3 separate regions of the Homo sapiens genome follow, and regions 1 and 2 are each linked to region 3. The links are chromatin contacts, found by Hi-C or POLR2A ChIA-PET in ENCODE. All regions are on one chromosome and are shown on one strand. Each heading gives the region's core, a stretch centred on a gene start or an enhancer-like site at or near the end of the contact. The rest is flanking DNA. Distances are from core to core; before and after follow the strand shown.

Region 1 (2,700 bases), core at 162-2,661, 55 kb before region 3:
TTGGGCCTTATTTCTGTACAGTCTTTCTGTTGTATGCCTGACTGGTATTTTACAGGCTTTTCGAGAATTATTTCATCTTCTTAGTATCTAGAATTACAGAGCTAGAGAACTCTAGTAGAATTTCTAGTATTTGTTAATTGAAATAAAAACATCAAATTAAGAATTTAGAAACACTTTTTATATTATTTTTGCATTAAAAAATTCATAATACATTCATAATGCATAAAGGTAAGCTTGAAAAATATGAATACTTTCTCAGTATTAAAACATATGAATATGATATTTTGTCTGTATAGATAATTCTTGGTGTATGTATGGAATAATTATCAGACATCCTTCTAATAAGTTTCCCCTTTCATCCCAGGAGTGAGGATCAGCAATGTTTACAGGTTGGGAACCAGTTCTGTGATCTTTCTAGACTGCTTGTTTCCTCTGAACAGGCCGCACACTCTTGCGTCTGTGCTTTGTCCATATGTATTTGCACATTCCTTTTACTTGTGATGTTTTCTACCTTCTCCCTTACCTCTACTTCTAAGAAAGAATGGAACTCAACTTATGACTGCCAGTGACTGTTTGTCCTTTGATTTTCAGCCCAAGCAAACTTTATTCTTTGGACGAGTATTTCTGGAGTACCTTGTTTGCAACAGGCATTATAGGCATTAGGTGAACAAAATATAGTTAGGTCCCTACCTTCTTGAGGCTGACAGTCCTGTTGGGAAATCAGACAGTAAATACGTGGTAGAATTGCACCTTAAGTGCTTGAAAGTAGAGAACAGCATGCAGTGACAAGGGAGTACCCCTAGAATGGCCTTCCAATGGGTCTCTGAGGAGCTAGCATTTGAGCTGAAGTCTGAAAGATGAAAAAGAATAGCCGGGCCAATATAGGTGTAAGGAGAGTTTTTGGCAGAAGGAACAACATAAGCAAAAGCCCTGAAGTAGTAAAGAGTTTGGAACCAAAAGGAGGCCAGCGTATATGACTAGAGCTCAGAGGTATTTGGCTTGGAGATACAAATTTGGGAGACATCAGTTTATAAGCATGGGAATGGATGCTGGTTATTTTGGAGTGAGCAGTGTGAGGGGACAAGAGGCATTGGACTGAGCCCACCAACAGAGATCTGGAAGGTGGGTAGAGATGAGAGATGAATTAGTAGATGCAACCAGAGAAGTAGCAAGAAGGCATAAGCATTTGTTTTCACACAAGTAGGGAATTTTTGAAGAAGGAAGGGGCGATCGACTTTGGATTGCTGCTGAGTGGTGTAGTTTGTTAAGTACAGAAAAGTCTTCCTTGGATTTGCCAACATGGCTGTCACTGGTGATTCTGACAAGAGCTGCTCTTGTGGAGTGAGCAAGTGAAGCCAGATCAGAGGGTCTGTGGAGGGGACAGGAAGTGTGCATCAGTGGAGCTGGCTGGTGTAGACAACGGCTTAAAGAAGCTTCACTGTTGATGGTGTCATTGATGAAAGGCATGTGAGCTCAAGAGAGGGCCTTTGTAAGATGAGTGATTTAGAGGACATTTACAAGCTGCTGGGAATGAGCTAGCGGAGGAGAGATCGCTGATTCCTGGGAGCAGACAACTGGAAGGTTATAGGTCTGAGGAGGCAGAAAGGAGGAGTTGTTGTCATCTGTGTGGGTGCTGAAACCATTAAGGAAGCTGAGAGGAGATAGGGAGGGAGTCAGGGAGACTGGAGTGTGAGTCTGCAGTGGAAGACAGGGAAGGACCTGTGACTGACAAATGAAAGCTGGGGCTGCCCCGGTGCTGAGCTGCTTGGTGCTTAGCTTAGTTGGTAGGTGCAGTGCCCCATCCTTGCAATTCCCAGTTGAAGCATTACTGAGTTCCCTCAGGCAGTTTTATCTTCCTTCCTCTTCTACCTACAGCATTTTCTGCAAACTTCTGGTTTAAGACTTGTCCCCATACTATTTTGACTGTGTTTGTCTCTTTCTTCTTTCAGGCAGTGACCTTCTTGAAGGCCTTGATGAAGTCTCTACAAAGTTTTGTGATTTTTAGTAGTTAGCATAGTTCAATACCTGTCAGAGTAAATGCTTGCTCACTGAGTGAATGTGTGGGCCTCAAAATGAGTGGGACAGTGGGAGGGAGAAAAAAGAGAAGGAAAGGACAGAAGGAACAGGTAGACTAAGAACAGACTTCCTGCTGGCAGGGCATGGCAGCGCGTCTTTCTTCGTTTTCGATCATATTGTAATTGTTGCAGAAATCATCCTAATACAGAAAAGATTGTCTTATTGATAGAAATATGCTGACTTAGTGTGAGTAGATCCTGCTAATTTCTGGCTTTAAACTATCATACCTTCTTTCTGGCATGAAACTACCATACCTTCTTCCAGAACTGGCTTTAAATTATCAACCTATTGGCTTTAAATTTCAACCCTGTTTTCCAGGGAGATTTTTATTTTTTATTTTTTTGAGACAGAGTTTTGCTCTTTGTTGCCAGGCTGGAGTGCAATGGTGCAATCTCTGCTCACTGCAACCTCCGCCTCCCAGGTTCAAGCGATTCTATTGTCTCAGCCTCCCGAGTAGCTGGGATTACAGGCGCCTGCCACCATGCCTGGCTAATTTTTGTATTTTTAGTAGAGACGGGGTTTCACCATGTTGGCCAGGCTGTTCTCGAACTCCTGACCTCAGGTGATCCACCCGCCCTGGCCTCCCAAAGTGTTGAGATTACAGGCGTGAGCGACCGCACCTGG
Region 2 (2,700 bases), core at 84-2,583, 35 kb before region 3:
GAACAGCACTATGCTACACCATGGCGGTGCTGTTCAACATGGAAGGATTTGTGAAGGTTCCCTGTTGTCATAGTGACCATGGGAATCCTGGAAGGAGACATTAAATAATAAAAATAACCCCAAATTTTGAATATGGCTGTCCTCATTGATCTGGTCTCCTCTTCCTGTCTGCCTTAAAACTTGCAGAAAGGGAAAAGTGGTGGGGATAGGTTCTTGCACTCACTTCCAGCTGCTTCTGTTCTTCCTTCTTCCCTCATCAGGTGAGAAGGGATGAAATGTTAAGAATGACCTGTCTTGGAGAGACCGCCTGGGCTATGCAACTGGAGGGAATTGGGGGGGGACTTATGCTACGCAGCTTTCTCAGGTCATCTTGACAGCTTTGATTCTGCGCAGCAGTGCAGTAACATGCAGCCTCACATCCACACCACACCAGTGCAAGTACCTGTACCTTTACTGGGATCATTGGAAACAACGTTTCTTAGCAGGGGCTTGGTGCTTTTTGTGAATACAGTCCCACAGGCCTTTCTCCGCAGTTTCAAAATTCAAAGCACTCTGAAAGCCTAGTGTTTTTAATTACTAATTTGCCATTTGACCTGAAGTGAACTAACATGAGACTATTTATAGTCTGTATGTACCTGGCTAGGCTATGTTTCACTACAAAAATATTAATGTGCTTGATTGTGAGTTGCTGCCCCGGATTCTATTCAAGGGGCTATATTACACATACACACACACATACACACTATCTCTCTCTCCGTGCACTATTTTATCTTCCTAAAAATCTGAAAAATTCTTTATTCCAGAATATACCTGGCCTCTAGAGTTTTGGATAAGCAATTGTGGACCTGTATTTAATACTGTACAATAATAATGATAGTCTATGGCTGTGGTGCATTTACTGTGAGCCAGAAATTGTGCTAAATATGTGTTCATTTTTTAAATTGTAATTACCATATGAGGTAGACATTATTTTTCCCATTTTACAAATGAGAAGACTGATGCTCAAAAAATTAGCTAACTTGTTCAAGGTGATAAAACTAGTAATTAAGATTTCTGAGACTTGAACTCAAGTCCTTATGCAACAACCAGAGTTAATTAAACACGTATGATGTGCCAGTTGCTGTACTTACACAGTAGGGAAAAACTGGGTACGGTCCCGGCCCAGTGTCTAAGCTGTCTAGGTCTGTCCAGTCTGTGTGGGCTTCATCTCCGTGTACATTTGTCTCAAGGCCCATTCCGTGCTGCCTTATATTTGAAATTTGTGGGTTCCCTATTAACCCAGAGCTTCCTTTTCTTCTGCCCTGTGGTCTGATTGGAGGAACGGGGAGGGCACATGAGAGGGCGGTGCACAGTGTAGGATAGGAAATAAGTCAGTGCTAAATTGCATCATAGGAATTTGTATAAATTCTGTCATGCGGAGAAAGAAGAAACATTAGGGTATGCTTAGTTGGAGAGGCCTTGACAGAGAAGTGGGATTAAAGAGGGTTATGAAGAACCAAAAGGTGTAAGCTGCAGAGGGTTCTGAGAAAGTCTCTCTTCCTTTCCTGTTTCTCCCTTTCTGGTTAGCACTTCCTTGGTAGACTGTAAAAGATGTAGTCTCTCCTAAGCTGCTTTACAGAGCACATGTTACCGCTAGATCAAGTGTGTTTATGGGCAGGAGGAGACTGTGTTGACAGATAAGGGAGGTTCCTCTCATTTCCTTTGCCTATCTCCAAAACCTTGGCTTTCATCGAGGTTTTTATTTTCCCGCTTGTGTCCTTGAGAGGAGAGCCAGAAAAGATTATTGGATTCAGATTAAGTGACTTCTGTTTCCTTTTCTGGCAGTCTCCTCGCTACTGCCACCAAGTGACACATCTTTTCAGAGACTGTCCATTTTTTTCCAGGTTTTCCTTGCAGTGTTTGTCCTATTGGCTGTAGGAGGTGAATTTCCATGGTTTAATCTAAAAAGACAGGTGCCTCTGTCATAAGTAGAAAAGCTACAGTTAGCAGCACTAAGCAAAAGCAAAAAACCTTAGGAAAGGTTATGTCAAGAAAATTTATATGGATTGTTGGTAAAAATGGTGTCCTTGATGTATGTAATTAGTGGCATTTCTTCCTAAATGTGTTTACCTATATGCAAGGGCAACAAAGTGTACTGAAAGTATTTTAGATTTGAGTGTGAATTGTCTGGATTCCTCTTCTGGCTCTGCCACTCATATATTTGAGCAGGTAGCTTTCTCTCTAGAATGTATTTCCTCATCTGTAAAAGGGGTCTGATGATATTTACTACATAGAGGATTCAGTAAGCCCATGTATATAAGCCCATGTAGTGCTTTTAATATGTAGCATGTGGTCAGTAAAAGGAAGTTGACGAAAATGTATATTATGGGACCAAATACTCATAAAATCTGAGGAAAGTTAACTTTTATGTGGGACTGAGGTTACATGTTTTCTTGTGGCCTAGTCAGTTAGCCTGTGCTCTGGAACAGAGGCCTTGGGTCTCTTGTAATAAGATATGAATCCATCAGTTGTTCAGTGTTGATAATAAAGTCCCTGAGTAGAGCAGCAGCTGGCTGGGAAGTCTGTGAAGGGTGAGTTAAAAACTGACTGGTATAAAACAATCCATTGACTGAGGCCCCCTGTTTTAGGAAGATTTCACTTGATTGTAAAATTTTTAACACTTATACTTTCCCTTGTTTCAGAAAACTAAAATTTAAATAA
Region 3 (2,700 bases), core at 57-2,556:
TCAATGTGATGTAGACTCTTTCAACAAATCATCAGGCGGTCGTTTCTTGACAGCCTGTTCAGCATAATATAAACTATCCTATGAAAAAAGTGGAGAAAAATCAAGTGCCCACTTATGTTATCCTTGAGTGTTGTGGTTAGAGGTCAGAGAAGGGAGAGAGAAGTGAAGGCTACTTGGCATTGGGGGAAGCCTCCAGTTGAGAAGAGATGCCTTGTACTTGATTTGAAAGGGGTCAGTTGGGAGGGAGGGCACACCTTAGGAGTGTGACACCAGATGGGGCAGGTACATTGCCCATCCCCAACCCCAGGAGCCTCAGCCAAGTGCCTCTGGGGAAGTGTCAGTCACGTGATTAGCTTGGCCTGTGTTGGGACTGTCATTGGGACTCAAAAAGATGTGTGCATATAACATTTTAAATTTAGAAGAGACATGAAAAATAATTTAGAACAACTTCATTTTACAGATGGAGGAACTGAAGCCTGGAAAGGACAGCTGACCTCCTTTCCAGATTCTGAAAGAATAAAATCGAAAGCAGGAGAGGGTTCTCTGTACCAGGCCACATCATTGAAAGACAAAACCTGAACAATAATAAAACCCCAGAGGACAAAAGCCAAGCTTAAGTGAAATTTGCCTGTTGTGCTTCTGTGCTTATGTTTGATCTCCTAGTAAATAATTGAAGAGTTTGAGGTAGTTCCCCAGTGGAAAGGTTTCTAGAATAGAGATTTGTCTGAAAATGTTCAGAAGAGCTGTTCAGTATTCTACTCAGTTGATTTTATGGAGGGAGTCATAGGACTCTCAGTGTTGGAGTAACTAGTTGTGTTGTAGCCTGTCATGGCTTTGGAGTGATTTGTTCTTTGCTGGATGACTAGATAAATCAGTAAAGACAGAATTCAGGAAAAGGGATGAGAGATGGAATGGGGAGGAGACTCAGATTTAAAGAATGCCTTGTGCTAGGCCACGTGCTGAGCATTTTCTATAAGTCAGTTCCCCAAGTCCTCTGAAGAACTCAAATCCTTCAGCACATGTTTGTTCCGCACAGGTTAGCAGTGGTCACAGGCAGGCCCTGAGGGTGGACTGCCTGCCCAGGTTCCTGTGCTGTGGCTGGCGCTGGGCTTTGCTCAGAGGAGTCAAGGAGAAGTCACTTGGCCCCAGCTCTAAGAAGACTTGCTGTCCAGGACAAAGATTGTCAAGCTGTTTCTCTAAGGTTCATAGTGAGAAATCCGTTTTATGTTGCAACCTGTAGGAACACATTAGTCCCACAGTCAGAAGTAAAACATTTCATCTCAAGAAAAACCACAGAAGACAAAGAATACTTGTCTAACATTAAGCCCTAACATAATGTAGTTTTGAGCCCCTTTCTTGTAAATTGCCAGATTCCCTAATGAAAACAGCTTTACCTCTGATTTTTGCAATCCTGATGCCTGCAGACATGTAATAACCCTTGTAGATAAGCCACTCAAAGGTAGGAAACTGATGATTTTCTTCAAGGGAGAATAGTGAGTGTATCAACTCTAACTTTGGCATTTCCTTTCCCCTTTAAATACTTGCACCATCCTTTATTTAGAGAGCCCAGTATTTCAGAAGGCCTGACTCACTTGCCCTTATCTCCATCTAAATCAAGGTTTCCAACCCCTGGCTCAGAAGCCCAGGACAGTTTTGAATGTGGTCCTACACAAATTCACAAACTTTGTTAAAACATTATGAAATTTTTTTGCAATTTTTTTTTAAGCTCATCAGCTGTCATTAGTGTTAGTGTATTTTATGTGTGGCCCAAGACATTTCTTCTTCCAGTGGGGCCTAGGGAAACCAAAAGATTGGATACTTTTGATCTAAATATTTGTCTTATTGTTCCATTTTGTCTCTAGTTTTTCTAATAGTGATCGTATGAGATCAGTGCACTGCAAGCTACTCTTTTTTAGTCACTGCAGTATTTAAGGTAAGAGAAAAGAAAGCTTTAAGATAGATTTTACAGTAGTAATTCTTTGCCTAGAATAATAGTCATGAGTCTTAATCCTGGTTCCCAGGTAGTTAAGGAGATATAGTTTCTAAAGATCAAACCTATAGTATACCTTTATTATTACTTTTTCAACTTTGTATTATGAAAATTGCAAAACATTGGGCTGCGTGTGGTGGCTCATGCCTGTAATCCCAGCACTTTGGGAGGCCGAGGTGGTTGGATCACCTGAGGCCAGGAGTTCGAGACCAACCTGGCCAACATGGCAAAACCCTGTCTCTGCTAAAAATACAAAAATTAGCTGGGCATGGTGGCCCATGCCTGTAATCCCAGCTACTCGGGAGGCTGAGGCAGGAAAATCACTTGAACCCAGGAGGCAGAGGTTGCAGTGAGCCAGGATCGTGCCATTGCACTCCAGCCTGGGCTCCGTCTCAAAACACAAAAAACAAACAAACAAAAAAAACAAAAATTAGCCAGTTGTGGTGGCAGGCTCCTGTAATCCTGGCTACTTGGGAGGCTGATGCAGGAGAATTGCTTGAACCTGGGAGGCAGAGGTTGTGGTGAGCTGAGATCGCGCCACTGCACTCTAGCTTGGGCGAAAACAAAAAGAAAATTGTGAAACGTACACAAAAGTAGAGAGAATGTTTTAATGAATCCATGCACCCAGCATTTAACTTCAAGGATTGTCAGTAACTTGCTGTTCTTGAAATGCCTGGTACTGATGTGATACCCCTTATTCCTAGAGGTGG

What was found. A loop is a pair of places that touch in the nucleus more often than their neighbours do. ChIA-PET counts read pairs that join two places held with the same protein, here RNA polymerase II (POLR2A). Pooled maps may share reads with other maps.
Region 1: a map of DLD1 shows a loop between it and region 3 (5-fold over the local background). The contact joins two enhancer-like sites. A Hi-C loop is called at or near these places in 2 of 168 maps with a recorded cell type or tissue (DLD1 and breast epithelium). POLR2A ChIA-PET finds 5 or more read pairs at or near these places in 7 of 52 experiments (CD4-positive, alpha-beta T cell, GM12878, H1 and 4 more).
Region 2: a map with no recorded cell type shows a loop between it and region 3 (2.7-fold over the local background). The contact joins two enhancer-like sites. A Hi-C loop is called at or near these places in 1 of 168 maps with a recorded cell type or tissue (HepG2), 18 of 37 single-sample maps with no recorded cell type and 7 of 50 pooled maps. POLR2A ChIA-PET finds 5 or more read pairs at or near these places in 14 of 52 experiments (CD8-positive, alpha-beta T cell, GM12878, H1 and 10 more).

The regions. Positions count from the first base shown.
Region 1 is chr2:121,616,167-121,618,866 of GRCh38, reverse strand. All of the region lies in intron 1 of CLASP1 (cytoplasmic linker associated protein 1), which reads left to right. Among named protein-coding and RNA genes, the nearest start is that of CLASP1, 32 kb to the left of the region's middle. RefSeq lists an enhancer at 1,112-1,161. Within about 2 kb of position 1,411, at least 4 of the 41 ENCODE cell types and tissues checked have a DNase peak (open chromatin) inside an H3K27ac peak, as active enhancers do; they include GM12878, where a contact is called at or near this core.
Region 2 is chr2:121,595,509-121,598,208 of GRCh38, reverse strand. All of the region lies in intron 2 of CLASP1 (cytoplasmic linker associated protein 1), which reads left to right. Among named protein-coding and RNA genes, the nearest start is that of CLASP1, 53 kb to the left of the region's middle. RefSeq lists an enhancer at 1,154-1,223. Within about 2 kb of position 1,333, at least 21 of the 41 ENCODE cell types and tissues checked have a DNase peak (open chromatin) inside an H3K27ac peak, as active enhancers do; they include GM12878, where a contact is called at or near this core.
Region 3 is chr2:121,560,622-121,563,321 of GRCh38, reverse strand. The region is part of intron 2 of CLASP1 (cytoplasmic linker associated protein 1); the gene reads left to right. Among named protein-coding and RNA genes, the nearest start is that of RNU4ATAC, 31 kb to the right of the region's middle. Within about 2 kb of position 1,306, at least 4 of the 41 ENCODE cell types and tissues checked have a DNase peak (open chromatin) inside an H3K27ac peak, as active enhancers do; they include GM12878, where a contact is called at or near this core.